Linked DNA regions of Homo sapiens: all the other regions are linked to region 2. The links are chromatin loops, found by intact Hi-C in ENCODE. Cell type or tissue: HepG2. All regions are shown on one strand. Each heading gives the region's core, and the rest is flanking DNA. Links, peaks and the distances in the headings are about the cores only.

What was found. Peaks named below come from ENCODE experiments on the same cell type or tissue, not always from the same donor. Only the 100,000 strongest peaks of a DNase experiment are listed, where the experiment ranks them.
Region 1: a loop joins it to region 2, with 2.9 times the contacts of the local background. A loop is called at or near these places in 11 of 110 quality-filtered maps.
Region 3: it touches region 2 in a loop (2.9-fold over the local background); 10 of 110 quality-filtered maps call a loop at or near these places.

Annotation. Positions count from the first base shown.
Region 1 is chr9:112,230,783-112,234,782 of GRCh38, forward strand. PTBP3 (polypyrimidine tract binding protein 3) reads right to left here. Exons shown (of 14, transcript NM_001163788.4): 9 at 1,317-1,456; 10 at 598-631. Among named protein-coding and RNA genes, the nearest start is that of SUSD1, 57 kb to the left of the region's middle. In HepG2, for the core only: no CTCF peak of the experiment used is centred there; no DNase peak of the experiment used is centred there.
Region 2 is chr9:112,177,179-112,184,454 of GRCh38, forward strand. No RefSeq gene overlaps it. Among named protein-coding and RNA genes, the nearest start is that of SUSD1, 5.5 kb to the left of the region's middle. RefSeq lists an enhancer at 3,871-4,020. In HepG2, for the core only: no CTCF peak of the experiment used is centred there; a DNase peak (open chromatin) is centred at 3,563; H3K4me3 peaks cover 868 bases.
Region 3 is chr9:112,115,694-112,122,969 of GRCh38, forward strand. The region is part of intron 6 of SUSD1 (sushi domain containing 1); the gene reads right to left. Among named protein-coding and RNA genes, the nearest start is that of SUSD1, 56 kb to the right of the region's middle. RefSeq lists an enhancer at 4,801-5,372. In HepG2, for the core only: no CTCF peak of the experiment used is centred there; a DNase peak (open chromatin) is centred at 3,968.

The DNA.
Region 1 (4,000 bases), core at 1-4,000, 52 kb after region 2:
ATTGCTTATTTCATTGTTCTCATATTTCTATGCTGTTCGAAAGTTTGGAGACTATTTTTAAAACCTGAATCGCATTATACCACTCTCTTGCCTTAAAATTATTCAATGGCTTCCGATTGTTCTTAGGTAAAAACCAAATTCCTTAACAAAGCTTTTAACAGCTCTTCACGATTTTGACCCTACGCAGCTGTCCACCTTCACCAGGTCTCCATTATGCTTGCCTATGCTCACCACTGGGCTTCCTTCACTTCCATGCACCAGGACCCATCTCTCCCCTCTCCCCTCCCCTGTGAAGACATTGCCCTCCCTTTCTGCCTGGCTGATTCTTACTCATGTTGAACAAGTCAGCTTAACTATCATTTCTATTGAGTCCCTCTGCTAGGTTAGGTCTCCCTGCGTTACACTCCCTTTACAAAACCTATATTTCCCATACTATAAATCATCACTGTAATTACTTACTAAGTCTTATTCACTGTTTTATCCTCAGTGTCAGCACAATACTTGGCACACAGAAGTAATCAATACATATTACTAAAAAAGTGAAATGTGCTCAATTCACACCTGTAGACAATAATAAAATAGCAAAAATGAACTTACCAAATAGGATAAAAAGCCCATGTGGTGTGATAAGCTGTAAAGGGTAACACAAAGTTAAGTGTCTGACAATTTAAGTAAAAATTGAAAATAAGTTTATTTATACTGTAATGGCAGTTGATTTTATTTTAAAGCATGGTTTTATATGCTTCTTCCGTATATACTAGTGATGAATTTTAATAGAAGTTCTTAAAACAAACTTAAGCATTTTAATTTGAATACAACCCTGGATCAGAAGCTACCATGGCTAGGCATGGTGGCTCACACCTGTAATCCCAGCACTTTGGGAGGCTGAGGTGTGTGTCGCTTGAGCCCAGGAGCTTGAGACCAGCCTGGGCAACATAGCAAGATCCTGTTTTTACAAAAGAATTAAAAAAAAAAATTAGCCAGGCGTGGTAGTGGGCACCTGTAATCCTAGCTACCTGAGAGCCTGAGGTGGGAGGATCACTTGAGCCCAGGAAGCAGAGGTCACAGTGAGTGAATGCAGCACCACACTGAAGCCTGAGTAACAGAGTAAAATCCTTTCTGAAAAGAAAAGAAGAGAAGAGAAGAGAAGAGAAGAGAAGAGAAGAGAAGAGAAGAGAAGAGAAGAGAGAAGAGAAGAGAAGAGAAGAGAAGAGAAGAGAAGAGAAGAGAAGAGAAGAAAAGAAAAGAAAGAAAGAAAAAAGTGCTACTATACCTTCTCCTGAAAGACTATTTACATATAATACTTTTCAACTCACATCAGGATTGAGATTTGTGACGAGTAGAACAGAATTTCCTGGTATACCACTAGCCCCAGGAATGGCCATCCTTCCAGTGACAGCAGAAGAGGTGATTGTGAGAGGACCAAGAGCTCCAGGAACAGCTGGAACTGATAGACCTTTTAAAAATACCAAAAGCATTTCATATTCTAATTATTTGAAGAACTGTAACACTTGATACAATTTAAGTAAATAAAGAGGAAAGGAAAACTACAGAAAGAAAATGTGTCAAGGCTACCATAAAGATACTGAAGGCCAGTTTTCTGCCCTACAGAGTCTGTCTGCAAGCTGAGCTCCTCATCTATTGACATTACTATACTTAGTGCTCTATTATCCACACAGTACTCTGCAGAGTAACTGAACTCACTGGGCCTAACGCTATTAGGCTTTTCAGAGGGTCTATCAACTACAAACACTCCCTCTGTTTCTTACAATAGATATATCCTAACACCCTTCTATCAAGTGTATATGCTTTTCATACTGACTTCTACCATAAAATCAGATATGTATTTTTTTAAAGTCCTTCAGCAGAAAGTCAAAAACATGCATGCTAGGTAGTGCTATATGACATTTTATATGGGAAAAACATTTTGTGACTGTATAAAATGCTATATTAAATATTATTCTGACCAAAATAGATATTTACAGAATTCAATATTCTTTTGTAGCAGAAATGTTCTGAGCTCTCTACTTCTCTAGGTACTATGGAAATCCTGAAAGCTCAGTAACAGCAGAATACTGACACTATACTTAAAACAGCACACTTTCCCACTATTTTGTGTTCTCAGCTTAAAACCTGTCTAAGGTAAAACCTCTAGTTTATGCAAAATGAACCAATTCCTTAATTTAATGACTCTTTAAAATAAACAGTCTGACCACTTCACCACAAATCATGTAATTAAATTATAATATATTTTACATTCAGCCTATTCTGCTTGATAATCTAAGAAGGTCATAACTACCATCATCCATACTGCTGAATTTTAAAACTGTGCAGACCACATTCTCAGGCTGAATACTACTGCACGAAATCAATAGCCTTCACATGACATATTCCCATGCCCCTCCAGTCCAACCCTGACTTTTGCATAACTTTTGCTGTTTGTATGTCTGTTATTCATGAGCTAAGAGCACAGTTGAGCTACACTGTAGGGTGTGTGTGTGTGTGTGTGTGTGTGTGTGTGTGTGTGTGTGTGTATCTTCTATCAGCTTAAAAGTCTTATCAAGTCAGAAGCCCTCTTTTATTCACTTTTCATCTTTCTTAATATTAATTAATATTTATATATAGAGTATATCTAAAAGAAATATCCAAAATGAGGGAAAACATATCAAAATGTCCACCAATTGTTAAACCTTGAGGAGCTTCAAATAAATAAACTATGTTTTTAACACAATAGGTAGAATATTCACTTAATTAAACATATGTTAAGATATACTAAAAACCACCAAGATGGTAAAATTTAAAACCTCAACCTTCATATCACTCTTTCTGTTAACTCCATCCTCTCCATCAAAAAGAGAGTAGTTATTGGCCAGGTGCAGTGGCTCACCCTTTAATCCCAGCACTTTGGGAGGCTGAGGCAGGCTAATCGCTTGAGGCCAGGAGTTTGAGACCAGCCTAGCCAACATGGCGAAACCCCACCTCTACTAAAAATACAAAAATTAGCTGGGCGTGGTGACATGCACTTCTAGTCCCAGCTACTCAGAAGGCTGAGGCATGAGAATCATTTGAACCCAGGAAGTGGAGGTTGCAGTAAGACAAGATTGCACCACTGCATTCCAGCCTGGGCAACAGAGTGAGCTATCTGTCTCACAACAACAACAAAAAAAAGAGAGAGAGAGAGTAGTTAAAATTCCCAGAATTCAAAGGTTAGAATATAAAGATTACTGCCAGAAAGCAGCTATGTTGCAATTTAAAATGTAGTTAAAGTCATGAATCAGTTTAAGTTGGAAATATGTGGAGTAGGCTTACCAAACTCTGTCATTCCCCTAATCACCAACCTCAGTGTTTTCTTTAGACACCAGAGATAAAACCATAAAGTAACATTTTCTCTTTTCCTTAAATTATAATCAAATTCATTTTGTTTACTGTTTTGAAAATAATGGGAATCATTATCAACGTATTAATCAACTCCTATCTCTTAATTACCTCCATTAGCTAAAGAGACAAAATATATATCCCCTGAAATAAACAGCATGCATACCCCTCTATCGTAATCTTCAAAACCCATTAATGACAAAAGGTTTTCCAAAGATGAATAGTGAATGTATAGTATGACTGCATATTATTTGTTGAGTACTGTCAAAGGCATTGAAGGCCCAAAGATAAGACAGGTCTGTTCAACACATAATTGATAAGTTTATCAGTAAAGACAGAGCAGCTTATACATTTTATATAACAACTGGAAAGGCAAATCTAAGGTTATTTAATGTAGTTAGCCTATAGTTATTTGTGCCAAAAGCAAACATAAATGATGCAGAACACATACTGATTACTGGAATTAAAAATAGGACCAGAGAGAATAATTTGTAAATAACAAGGAAGCTATATATCATACAAATCACTACACTTCTACAGCTGATATGCATAATGCTTTATGGTAAATTCTTCAAATATGATAACATTCTTCATCTTGGTAAGTTCCTAGAAAATATACAACTTC
Region 2 (7,276 bases), core at 1,866-5,865:
AGCTGGGACTACAGGGGCGCAGCATCATGCCTGGCTCATTTAAAAAATTTTTTTTGTAGAGACAAGATCTGGCTATGTTGCCCAGGCTGGTCTCCAACTCCTTGGCTCAAGCAATCCTCCCACCTTGGTCTCCCAAAGTGCTGGGATTACAGGAGTGAGCCACTGCATCTGGCCTCACAAGCTCTTTTCTTAGCAGGCTTTCTTGAAAATTATTTTTGATCAACAAAGACAGGCACCTGTTTGGGGAGCAATAGATGGACGGTGTGTCTCTATTATTTAGACAAATTTTTTAAGTTCAGCTCTCCATAAACTTCAAACTTGGAAATCATGTCATTGTTTCAACAAATATACCATTCACTTAAGATTTTTAACCAGCCTATACCACTTCATCCCCACTGTGGCCCCTTGCAAAATAAATAAACTTAAGTATATATGTATATACATTTTTTATTGATAATGTCAGGAAAATTTGTCCAAAACTTGGAAATGGGCAAAAGAGATTACTGGGTATCCTTTCAGTGGGGTGCTGGGTGCACCGTCGCTGGACTTCCTATTGACTAGGCTATTTTGCAGCACTAGAGGGCTAGAAGTTAACTTGCCGAAAACTGATGATAATGTAAAAGATTTATGTCCATAGCAGTGAAAATGAATGTTTTCCAAGAGAAATATAAGTGATCAGTCCTTTCTGCCAGAAAATAAATAAGTTAAACCCACTAATTTCATTTTGTCCTATATGATACTAACTAGTTAACCAGTTTGGCACCTATTAGCAAATTCATGTGATCATTCCTGATGTTGGATTTTCCTTTGAACCTTAACATCTTGCTAGTTCTCCTTTGAGATCAACAACTTACTGAGTCCTCCATTAATCAATTGAATAGAATCTTAGATATGTTTTCATCTTATAGTTGCATAAGTCATGTTTTCAACTTTTTGAAAATTATATTTCAGGACAATCCATCTTACTCTATATTCCACATTAGATTGCTTGACTTTCATCAATTCTTTTCATTGGCTCATTTTTAAATTTCAAATACATATTTTTGGTTAAAACAATACTTCTTACTCAATGGTGAGTTCATTGGATCACATAATGAAAAATTATCTCCTCATCCAACAGTATTTGTCACAAGAATTAAAACAGAATCTTGAACCAGTGTTAAGTTTGGAGGAACAGTGGGATTATTGCTGACAAAGTATTTGACTTAAGAAAAATGTTCTTTCAAGAGAGCATGGTTAATATACCAGCATTTTCTAAAAAAGAACTTGAAAGAAGCTTTCTTCTCCTTCTCCCTCTCCTCCATTTCCTCCTCATTCTTCTTCTTCTTTCTTTGAGACAGGAGGATCTCACTGTGTCACCCAGGGTGGAGTTCAGTGGTGCAATCATGGCTCACTGCAGCCTTGACCTCCCAAGCTCAAGCGATCCCTCCACCTCAACCTCCCAAGTAGCTGGGACTACAAGCACATGCCACCATGTCCAGCTAATTTTTTAAAAAAAATGTAGAGACAGGGTCTTGCTGTGTTGCCCAGGCTAGTCTTGAACTATTGGCCTCAAGGGATCCTCCCGCTTCAGCCTCCCAAAGTTCTGGGATTGCAGTTGTGAGCCACTATGCCTGGCTGAGACTTAGTGTTTAGTGGGTATCGACTTTCAGTTTTGCAAGATGAAAAAAGTTCTGTGGATGGATAGTGGTGGTGATTGCACAACAATGTGAATGGACCTAACACTGAACTGTACACTTAAAAATGTTTGTTTGTTTGTTTGTTTTTGAGACAGAGTCTCACTCTTGTTGCCCAAGCTGGAGTCCAATGGCATTATCTCGGCTCACTGCAACCTCTGCCTCCCGAGTTCAAGCGATTCTCCTGCCTCAGCCTCCCAAGTAGCTGGGATTCCAGGCACATGCCACCACGCCTAGCTAATTTTGTACTTTTAGTAGAGACGGGGATTCACCATGTTGGTCAGGCTGTTCTCAAACTCCTGACCTCAAATGATCCACCCACCTCGGCCTCCCAAAGTCCTGGGATTATAGGCATAAGCCACCACACCCAGCCTTAAAAATGTTTAAAATTGGCTGGACGCAGTGGCTCACACCTGTAATCCCAGCACTTTGGGAGGCCGAGGCAGGTGGATCACGGCGTCAGGAGATCGAGACCATCCTGGCTAACACGGTGAAACCCCGTCTCTACTAAAAATATAAAAAAGTAGCTAGGCGTGGTGGCAGGCGCCTGTAGTCCCAGCTACTCTGGGGCTGAGGCAGGAGAATGGCGAGAACCCGGGAGGCAGAGGTTGCAGTGAGCCGAGATCGCGCCACTGCACTCCAGCCTGGGTGACAGAGCAAGACTCCATCTCAAAAAAAAAAAAAAAAAAAAGTTTAAAATCGTTTTTAAAAATTCAATGACAAAAAACGTTTATGCCCATTTTTATTTTTATTTTATCAAATAGGCAAATATTAAGGACTTTCCAAATTAGTTTTGGTTCTGGCAAATCTATATGGGATCAGGTTTACAAGAAAGATATCTTGGAAAGCCCCATTTTTCCCAATATTCCTGAGACATAAGTGAATGGGATTTCGGGAGAGCTCTGAGAGGACTCTGGAGAGCCATGGGTATGGGAAGGCAGAGGGCAGGCAAAAAATTTCATTCTGAACACTGGTTCAGTATCTCTAGGGAGATTTTCCCCCAAGCTGCTCTTCTCAGTGTCGGATTCCAGTGTGAAGAGGTTTGGGGTTTGTCCAGTGGGTTCCCATCTGGCTACAAGGCCAGAAGGAGAATCGAGGAGGGAGATTGGATACTAAATATCCTGGGACTCTCCTGGAAAAAAATCCATTCTTGCTTACCACACTCCTGACCATAAATGATTACAGAGACTGCTTTGGGACAGCTCCTGGCAGGCTTGCAAATTGTTATTTTTGTTTTTAATTTAATTTATTTATTTAGAGACAGAGTCTTGCTCTGTCGCCCAGGCTGGAATGCAGTGGCGTGATCACAGCTCACTGCAACTTTCAACTTCTGGGCAAAAGCAATCCTCCCTCCCCAGCCTCCCATAAATTGTAAATAAATTGTTTATATGTGGGTTTTTTAGGAATGGCTTGAATATCTAATTGTAATGAGTTTAATATACTCTGGGGTTGCACTTACTGCCTGAAGTTTGCATTAACAGAAATAATTTAAATATTTGAAGCCTTTGAAGTATATTGGCTGAAAACTTGTGTGTTTGAAACAAAGTAACAGTCCCTCTGTAACAGTCTGCTCCACCCCCACCTCATCTAACCCTGGCTGACTCGACATCTGTGAAAACCCCAAGGCCACCTTCAAAGAAGCCACATTACCCCTCCCAGAATGGAGTCATCATCTCAAGCAGATTTGTAAAGGCTGATAAGAAGGACCTGTCCCTCTGGAGAAATGCCCTTCTGATGAAGTCTCTAACTCAAACAAAGGCCAACTTCTCATTTTTTGAAGCTTAATGACTCTCAGATACTTTGCTGCTATTGGAGAAACAGTAGGATTACTCTGCCTTCTCCAGCATACCTCTCCCTCCCTTTAGACACACACATACATCAAACACCCTACCTGGAGTTAGTGTGTAGACCTTGGGCAACAAGTGCACTATTGTCTGCTGCACGTGGCTGTGCTACAACCAGTGTGTAATTTACCCAAAACGCTAGTATTCTCAGAAAAGCAAAACAAGCATGGGTGGAAAGGGACAGCTCAGCTTAGGGGACAAGTCCTGGACTCCCTATTTTTACAATAGTGCTCTCTCTCCTCACTGTAATGGACTCAAGAGACCCTGTGATCCCCCCAGCAGAAGCTGGGGCAGCAGCAAGATTTAGATTTGGACTTGGATTTGGGAGCAAACTTCAGACACTGCAACAGACAAGTTCAAGGAGCAGCAGGCTTAGTATTCACCTATCCTCCCCCGACCTCAGGTGGTGGAGACAACACCAAGTGAGACAGGCTGTGTCACCCAGTCTCTGTCTCTGTCACACACACACACACACACACACACACACACACACACAGCATCACCTTCCTCACTTGCAAAAGCCTCAGCTGTTGGTGTTTTTATTCCACAAACCCTGAAAGGAAGCCTGCTGACAGCCCATTTCCGGACCCAGGATCAGCCACCCACAGCCCTAAGGAGAAGCAGGCCAGGCAGTGGGGACCAAATCAGCAATGAGCAGCACAGTCGCTGAGGAAGCCACAACAGCTGTGAAGGCGGATGGTTCCAGACCTTCACTGATAGAGAGACCAGCTCACAGTGAAGACCCGTATCATCGACCTGGGCAAATAGTGCAATCTTCAAAACAAAAATACTTTACTCAATTATTTTGCAATGGACTTAGCTACAAGCTCTATTGGTTTCTTTGCTCGCCACTGTTTTTCATGTCCTATGTCTTCCTCTTTTCCCACTTCTCCTCCTCCTTCACCTTCTTTGGGGACGTCTTTGAGTATCTGTTTCAGAAAGTATTCCTGGGTGGTAAACTTCGAATCTTTGCAAGTCCAAATACATATTGATTTTGCCCTCATAATTTTTTTTTTTTTTTTTTGGAGACAGGGTCTTGTTCTGTCGCTCAAGCTGGAGTGCAGTGGCCCAATCTTGGCTCACTGCAACCCCCGTCTCCTGGGTTCAAGCGATTCTTGTGCCTCAGCCTCCCAAGTAGCTGGGATTACAGGCATGCGCCATCACATCCAGCTGATTTTTGTATTTTTAATAGAGCCAGGATTTCGCTATGTTGCCCAGGCTGGTCTCAAACTCCTGGCCTCAAGTGATCTGCCTGCCTCGGCCTCCCAAAGTGCTGGGATTACAGGCATGAGCCACCGCACCGAACCCCATAATTTAATTATACATTAACAGAATATAGAATTCTGGATTCAAAATAATTAAGTGATAGGTTAATGTGGTCTAGAATTCCAGATTCAGATGGAGTGCTGCAGATGGAGGGTCCCATGCTACTGTGGTTATCAACCCCTTATAGGTGACATGTCATTCTCCTATCATATCTACCAAGCTTTGGGGGATTTTCTCTTTATCCTGGGAATTCAGAAATTTCATGAGGATATAATGTTTCATTATTCTTGCCTAGCACTCAATGGACCCTTTCAATTTGTAGAATTAAGGCTTTCTACAGGAAAGACATTTTTTCTATTAATTATTTGATTCTTTCATTCCCTCAATTATTTCTATTTATCCCTTCTGGAATGCATGGGAATTTTTTTTTAATAGAGTCTCACTTTGTTGCCCAGGCTGCCTTCAACCTCCTAACTTCAAGCTATCCTCTCTCCTTGGCCTTCCAAATGCTGGGATTACACATGTGAGCCACCATGCCTGGCTGGGAATTTTTTAACACTTGCCTCTAGCCTCCATGGCTGTTAGTATTTTTCTTTGACTCTTTACTTTCTTTGCCTTCATTTACTGAATGTGGGAGATTGCCATAACTCAATTTAGTGAACTTTGTGTTCATGAATTTGATCCTTATCCATGCCGTTCTGCTCTTCATTTCATCTGCTGAAATATTTTTATATCAGCAATCATGCTTTTAATTTCTAAGAACTCTGCTTCTTTGTATAGAATGGCTTTTTTTTTTCTGTAGTTGTAATGACTTCTGTTTTATCAGGAAGTTGTTCATTTACTTGTTGAGTTTGATGACTCTTCTTCTGCTGGTTTTCCTCAAGTGTTTCATGATTTTTGACTGTCCTTATTTCTACATGAGGGTCTCCTCTGTTATGAATTAACAGTTTATGAGAATGAATCAGATGGTGATATGGTTTAGCTCTGTGTCCCCATCCAAATCTCATCTGCAATTGTAATCCCCACGTGTCCATGTCCAGGAAGGGAAGTGATTGGATTATGGGAGCAGTTTCCCCTATGTTATTCTCATGATAATGAGTGAGTTCTCCTGAGATCTGATGGTTTTATGAGGGTCTCTTCCCTCTTCACTTTCTCTTCTCTTGCCTGCCACCATGTAAGATGTGCCTGCTTCCCCTTCCGCCATGATTGTAGGTTTCCTGAGGTTTCCCCAGACATGTAAAACTGTGAGTCAATTAAACCTCTTTCCTATATAAATTACCCAGTCTAGGTATTTCTTTATGGCAGTATGAAAATGGGGCCAGGCGTGGTGGCTCATGCCTGTAATGCCAGCACTTTGGGAGGCTGAGGCAGGCGGATCACCAGCTCAGGAGTTCAAGACCAGCATGGCCAATGTGGTGAAACCCAGTCTCTACTAAAAATACAAAAATTAGCCGGGCATGGTGGCGCCCACCTGTAATCCCAGCTACTCAGGAGGCTGAGGCAGGAGAATTGCTTAAACCTCAGAAGTGGAGGTTGCAGTGAGCCAAGATTGAGCCACTGTACTCCAACCTGGGCAACAGAGCAAGAATCCATCTCAAAAAAAAAAAAGAAAAGAAAATGGACTAATACAGGTGAGTTAAAAAAAAAATGGAATCAATAATTTGGCTATATTTCTCCAGGTGAGAATCTCTGCTTTCTTAGGAGTAAATGGAGATTTGTTTACAGTGGTTCTAGCTCCAGTGGTTGTGCAAAGCAGGAGGTAGGAGTGGGGAGATAAAGAGAGTGCATTTGAGACCTCCTTCTTGGTTGCCATACTTTCTCTGGCCCCAGTGCCTTCTCTGGGAGCCTCTTTTGTATCACTATTCTCATCTTATTTGGTAAGCAATAAGCTTCATTTACAGTTATCACTTGGGCTGGTCATGGTAATCCCAGCATTTTGGGAGGCCAAGGTGGGCAGATCACTTGAGGTCAGGAGTTCAAGACCAGCCTGGCCAACATGGCAAAACCCCATCTCTACTAAAAATACAAAAAATTAGCCAGGCGTGGTGGCAGGCACCTGTAATCCCAGCTACTCAAGAGGCTGAGGCAAGAGAATCACTGAATCACTTGGATCCAGGAGGTGGAGGTTGCAGTGAGCAGAGATCGTGCCACTACACTCCAGCCTGGGCAATAAGAGCAAAACTCCATCTCAAAATAAATAAAATATAAATAAATAAATAAAGTTATCCCTTGGGGAAAAAATTCAGAACTAGCCACTTCTAAAACAGAAAATAGGTGAAGACGTTTGTAGCTCATGAATAAATTACCAGTTCACTATCCTACCGGTTCCTTTTCCCATCTCTGCTATCTCTGAACCTGAGATAATTCTGGAGTTCTAATGGGAAAATGTACTATTTTGGAGATGCTCTCTTTCTGCTTTCATGAGATTGTGGGTGCCTCAGCTCTGTTATGTTTTTATCAGTCTGATCACATCTGCTTTATGTTTTCAGC
Region 3 (7,276 bases), core at 1,604-5,603, 62 kb before region 2:
AGCTACTTGGGAGACTGAGGCACGAGAACTGCTTGAACCTGGGAGGCAGAGGTTGCAGTGAGCCAAGATTGTGCCACTGCACTGCAGCCTGGGCGGCAGAATGAGACTCCATTGCAAAAAAAAAAAAAAAGAAAAAAAAAAGAAAAGAAATACTCCAATTATGAGCATGGGTACCCTAAGAGACACAATGACCTTCAGTTCGCCCCCTTGGGTAGCATAAAGATGATGTTGGTACCAGTCTTTTATCAGCCTGAACAAGCCCCAGATATTTCTGGCCTCTACCCTCTTTGCTGCCCTTCAAAGCCCCAGAGCTCTTGGCATCTCTGCTCACTTACACATCCCTTTGATGCTAACTCACCACCTGGTCCAGAAAGAAAAGGCACCAGCCCAGCCCTCATCTTCTCTCTGAGTTGCCAGCAAAGCGAATTTCCTTTTTACTCTCAGTTCCTTTGTCATCGAAGCAGAGATTAGAAAGGAGTTTTCTTTCTTGTCCTTCCTTCTTGCTCATTCACTATGACAACTGTAAATGGCATCTCAAAGATGCCATCTGCCTCCAGCCTGTGCCATGCTCTCTGCACAGATGGGACCCAGATCCAATTATAGGGGTGTCAGATATTTCATCCCAGGGAGCAGTTTAACAAAGTTTGGTTGCTTTTCCCTCCAGGTGCCTACAAATTAGTTGGAAAGACTCCTTTATAAAAGAATCAGATATTCAACATCTACATTAATGCTGCCCTTTTAATGGAGACTATATGCCCTCATTCCAATAGTGCTGATAACTGAAAACATTTCTGGAAGTCCTCTTTGGAGCTGTCCCAGGGCTCTTTCATTCCCTGCTCACTACTAACTGAATGGCTATCAAATGCCAAGCATCCTGCCATGCCAGGCACTGGGCTGTGACGATGTTATCTGCTGACTATGTAGGGAAAAAGTACTCTTGAAAGTCATAGATCTGTGAATGTTAGTTGAAGGTATGGGTGCAGGTGAGATATGCAGGTAGGACAGAGACAGTGAATGGCCCAATGGCAGAACACTGGGAAACACTGAAACCCAGGGGGGAACCAGAGGAAAAAGGCAATGCAGAAGAGAGGCAGGAGGCTGGTAGAGTGACTGATGTCTAGGAAGGAAAGGAAGGACTTGAAAGAGTGTCTCTCAGCCTTCCAAGGCCAGGCACAGTGGCTGACACCTGTAATCTCAGCACTTTGAGAGGCCGAGGCAGACGGATTACTTGAGGCCAGGAGTTCAAGACCAGCCTGGCCAACATGGCAAAAACATGTCTCTACTAAAAATAGAGAAATTAGCCAGGTGTGGTGGTGCACACCTGTAATCCCAGCTACTCAAGAGGCCGAGGCACGAGAATCACTTGAACTTGGGAGGCGGAGGTTGCAGTGAGCTGAGATCGTGCCACTGCACTCCAGCCTGGGTGATACAACAAGACTCTGTCCCTAAAAAATAAAAATAAATTCTTTTAAGAAAATTATCAGCCTTCTTTCCCACCAGTCTCCCACAGCCTCCTCATCCCCTAGCCAAGAAGGGCCTGGAGCAGGTCAAGGCAGAGGGTGCAAACTCCATCTCCCTCTCTCCTCTCACATGGCTTTTCTCCCCTCATGGAGTGCCCACGGCATCAGGATTAGATCTGTGGTTTGACTTTGGGTAGAGGTGGGAAGAGCAGGCCCTCAGCCTGCCCAGTTGTAGAACACAGAGGCCTCTCTGGCTTAAAAGAAGGAGGCCCCCACAGTGTCCAGCTGAAGTCTCACTGGATTTGGGGAGAGAAAGTCTCAGTGAGTGATAAAGTAAGAGCCTTTGTTTTGCTTTACTCTATGTGTGTGTGTGTACACACAGGTACATATATATGTTATGTATATATAGATATAGATGTACATAATGTTATGTATTTTGGTATTTTGTTAGCATCTAGTATTTCTGTATGTGGTACTTAACACACTTGTAACTAAATACGTAAGTCATTATATAATGACCACCTCTCCTGAATGTAACTTTACGATGGCAAAGACCATGTTTCTCTCTCTATCCTCAGGCCCTAGCACAGTGCCTTAAATATAGATACTAAAAACTATGTATTATTTGGTTGAACTGGTTGAATGGATGGATAAAGGATCAACAATGCTAAATGTTGTGGAAAGGTTGAGAAGAATGACAGCTGAAACTGGAACATGAAATTGGCAGTTAGGTAGTCATCAGTCACCTTGGTGAGATGCTACAGTGAAGTGGGGGTGTTCGATGCCTGGTTTCCCCCCAGTAGGCTGAGAAGAGCATAGGAGGGGAGGGAATAAGACAGTGAGCCCAGACTACTCTTTCAGAAGTCCCACTGTGCAAGGACAGGGGCTGGTCTAGTGTACTCCCTTGGTTTCCAATTTTATATCCTTTTTCTTTATTTTTGGAAACAGCAAAAGGTCATAGAGAATAAATCCAGGTGACCCAAACAGATGGTCAAGCAAGCTCAGCATCATTTCTAGTCAAAACAGCATCTGATTTCAAAAGGAATGTAACTGATCTTCTAATACGGCTCATAAACTACCTCCAAAGGACATTATCAAATAGGATTCCAAGGCAAACACATGATGATAATGGCAGCACCACAGAAATCAGGGTATGGCTTCCCACAGTGCCTACTTGAATAAATGTATGTTTGGCTATAAAAGTTTTCATGTGTTTCCTTTCTTTCTTTGAAGTCTTAGATTCACATAAAATAAGTAGGAGTAGCATGGCTTAGAGTACGTTAGTGTAAAATATATTGCACACTTTGGGATGATTTTTGGTGGCACGCGAATACTTTTTTTCTTTTTTGGAGACGGAGTCTTGCGCTGTAGCCCAGGATGGAGTGCAGTGGCATGTTCTCAGCTGACTGCAACCTCCGCCTCCTGAGTTCAAGTGATCCTCCAGCCTCAGCCTCCCGAGTAGCTGGGACTACAGACGCGTGCCACCACACCCAGCTAATTTTTGTATCTTTAGTAGAGACGGGGTTTCACCATGTTGGCCAGGCTGGTCTCAAATTCCTGACCTCAGGTGATCCACCCTTCTCGGCCTCCCAAAGTGCTGGGATTACAGGCGTGAGCCACCGCGCCCAGCCAGGAATACATTTTTATCTGTTCGTTATGTATCAGTTTTTGTGTATATCAGAAAAATACACCTACTTCATCAAACTCATGAGATCACATATATTGTCCTTAATAAATTTGAATTATAAATTTAAGGTTAGGTTGTTTAAGGAAACACTCTAAGTAAATAATACTCTTATTATGGCAAACATTGTGTCAGGGTGGTATACAAATAATTCAAGCTTGGAAGACACTGATGTAGGAGAAAGAATGTGGTCTTTCTGGGCTTACAGGCCTCAGTTCAAATCCTGGCTCTACCATTTGCTAATTATTGAGTGACCATGTAAAAGTCACTTAACCTTTATGAGTCTCAGATTACTTATCTATGAAATGAAAATAACAAAGCTTACTTCAAAAGGGTTTTAAGAGGATGAAATGAAATCGAGCATTAAGGTCCCTAGCTGAGCCCTGGGTGTGTACGTTCATGCTCAGCCAGCAGTAGCTATAATGCTTGATGGTCCAAACCTCATTCACATATTCCAATACATCCGGCCATGTGGCTATTTATGTAAATGTATCCATTTATTCCGGCTGACCTTTCTGTTCCATCTGAAATGTGTGTGGCTGCAACTGAGCACCCAGTGGGCTGGAGAAGAGGGTCACCAGCCAAACAGAAGGGACAGAGGCCAACAGGAGTCCTGGAGGCATCAGAGCAGTGCCCAGAGCAGTTTAGAGGCACAGAAAGGATCCTAGCGATAAACAGCCTCTGTTCCAGCAGAGATGTTACCCTTCTGAGAGCGTGGAGTGAGTGAGCGTCAGCCTTATAATCATTAACTCAGATTCTAAACATGAAAAGCCAAATGGCCTGTGCAGAATGGAAGCCAGGGAAAGTCTTATCAAGAATGAATCAGTCTCTTTGATCTTGAGGTAAACCGACTCATTAACATCAAGCTTCCACCTGGGGTTTTTCCAGACACGAAAGTGATTGCCTAATTCCCAGCTGTCTGGAGTTTCCAGTCCAAACTGGCCTGGCGGGGAAGGAGGGGGCAGGAAAAAATAAGTCCCACCAGCTTGATAGAGCTCACACCCCATTAAAAGCACATACGATTTGTGCTACTAATCCCAAAGACTAGTGGCTTCCTTACAAACAACCCAGGTAAAGATAAATTATTCTACCCAGTTTGGAACTAAACAGGAAGATGAACAGTGAAAACAGGACAGAGGTAGGAGGCATTCAGAGAGAAGCAGAAAAGTAGAAAAAGATGAGAGGGGAAGCCAAACGTGAACACGAAGACAGGGAAATATAAAATACACAGAGGCAGGAGGATGGCTTGAGGCTAGCAGTTTGAGACCGGCCTGGGCAACATAGTGAGACACCCGTCTCTACAAAAAACATTTTTAAAATTTAGCCATGCGTGGTGGGTCATGTCTGTAGTCCCAGCTGCTTGGGAGGCTGAGGCAGAAGGATCGCTTGAGCCCAGGAGTTGGAGGCTGTGGTGAGCTGTGATCACTGCACTTCAACCTGGGTGACAGAGTGAGACTCCATCTCCAACAACAACAACAAAATACACAGAGACAGTTGGGATGAGGGGAGTGAAGAAATAGGTAACAAGTGAAAAACAGGGAAAAGAAAAAAGAAGAGGGGTAGCTGAGCAAGAGCCATGGTAATCAGCAGCTCTCACTACATTACCAGAAGCCTCTCCTACCTACCCACCCAGAGATCATCTGCACTGTACCATGAATTAATCAGCATGTAAATCATCCCCTTTATCTGCGGAAATTGAATTTAGCTGCCAATCCTGATTGAGGGCATAAAGGCCTCCTCACAGAAAGATCACAGCTCTCAGGGAGAATGCCTTTTCTTTTCTTAAATCAAAGCTTGCATAAACCCATGGAAACAGCTGCAGCTGGAGCCACAGACTTTGTGAAAGGTAGCAGGCTGAGGATGGTAATTATAATTAGCAGTTACATAACATGTTTGTTCTTCAAAGTGCTCTACAAGCATCAGCTAATTAATAGCTTACTATGCCCCATGCAGATCCACTGGTTTTTCATGCGGTGACTAATTCTTATACCCCCATTGACTGCTGAATGTTGGAGGCAGAGCAGCTTGAGCAATGAAGCAAATGGCTGAGGCTCACAAGCTATACCCAGCTCTTACCAAGTGACTCCAGCAGTTGTTCTGTGTCGGGAATACTTCCCCAAACATTGAATTCAGCATTCCAGGAGGCAGCTACCTCACCTCCTCCAAATAACTCTTGGAGATGCTTTTGCAAATGCCATGATAGGTTGGAGTGACCATCAGTCTAGTCCAGCGTGGCATTAGCTCCAATTATTAAGACTGGACCCCCCTAGAGTCTTTGGTGTCAGTTACACGTTTGCCCTTGCTCCTCTGTGCAGGCTGGGCAAGTCAATGAGACCTCTCTAAGAGAAGACTGCATTGTATCTCTGGGTTCTTATCCAGCTCTACCCTTCTTTGTTTTTCTGATTGCAGTCTCTGGCCTACATCCTCTTGAATTCGCGATGGAGATAACCAAATATAGGAATTGCATGGCACATACAGGGCCTCAACAGCAGAGGTGAGCTTTCCATCTATCCCAAGAATGCTTTACTCAAGGATTTCAGAGGTCCAGGAACACCTTGCTACTTGTAAAACATTATATGTGTATGTGTATGTGCATACCTTTGGGGAAAAGGTCTGTTTCCCCTGTTGCACTGTAAATTCCAAGAGGGTCATGCCGACAAAGTACCTGACAAATAGTGTATGCTAAATAGATATCTATTGAATGAATGGACAGATTTCCTCAAATTCCCATCCCCAACATCGTTATGAACCACTGCTCTATGGACAAATAATCCCCAGGGGCCTACATGTCTTGTTTGCTCTGGCCAGAATTTCCGATGGAAAATGTTGGTGGGCAAGACCACAATTCTGCTGCTAGTCAAACCAGAGACCCAGATCAAAGCTCCTGGAGATTTCACTCTTCAGAGACCTGTCTTCAGAGCCAAGCAAGTCAACAGCCAGAAATATATTCCCAGGGACTATGTGACAACCATTTGTCATACCTTCTGATCAACCACCACAAATGGTAAGAATCATTGCCTTTTCTCACCTTGTTCCTCAGAGGCAGAGGTGTGAAATGAATCATGTAGAAGTACACGCTTCTGATTCATGAGAAGATCTTCACATGAGGCTAACAACTTTAGGAAAAAGACTAACATGTGCATGGTGCTTTCAGCTTTCTAAAATGCGCCCCACAGATTATCTTATTCGATTCCTTTTCAACACTCTCTGAGGTAAGAAAAACAGACTTTATTTCCCTCTTTTATAGATGAGGAAACCGAGGCTCAGAATGCCTGGCCTAATGACACACAGCTAATATATGGCATTGCTAGAATATGAAGTGAAGTCTCAAAACTCCTTTTTTAATTGAGACAGAGTCTCGCTCTATCCCCCAGGCTGGAGTACAGGGATGTGATCTTGGCTTACGACTGTCTCCTGGGTTCAAGCAATTCTCCTGCATCAGCCACCTGAGTACTGGGGACTACAGGTGTGCACCGCCACACCTGGCAAATTTTTAATTTTTTGTAGAGATGGGGTCTCTCTATGTCACCCAGGCTGGTCTTGAACTCCTGGGCTCAAGCAATCCTCCTGCCTTGGCCTCTCAAAGTGCTGGGATTACAGGTGTGAGCCACTGCACCCGGCTAATTTTTGTATTTTTAGTAGACATGGGGTTTCATCATGTTGGCCAGGCTGGTCTTGAACTCCTGACCTCAAGTGATCCACTGCCTCAGCCTCCCAAAGTACAGAGATTACAGGTATGAGCCATTGCACCAGGCCTCAAGACTCCTTTTCACCAGCAATTCCACTTCTGGATATATATCCAAAAGAATTGAAAACAGGGTCTCAAAGAGAGATTTGTACACACATTTCATAGCAGCATTATTCATCATAGCCAAAAGATGGAACACACACCCAAGTGTCCATCAACAAATGAATGGATAAACAAAACATGGGATACTCATATAATGGACTATATGAAGAATGGAAATGTTGACACATGTTACAACATGGATGTATCTTAAAGACATTATGCTTAGTGAAATAAGCCAGTCTCAAATGAACAAGTACCATATGAGATACCTACAGTAGTGAAATTCACAAGAGACAGAAAGTAGAAGGGTGAGGTTCCAGGGGCTGTGGGGAGGGGCAAATG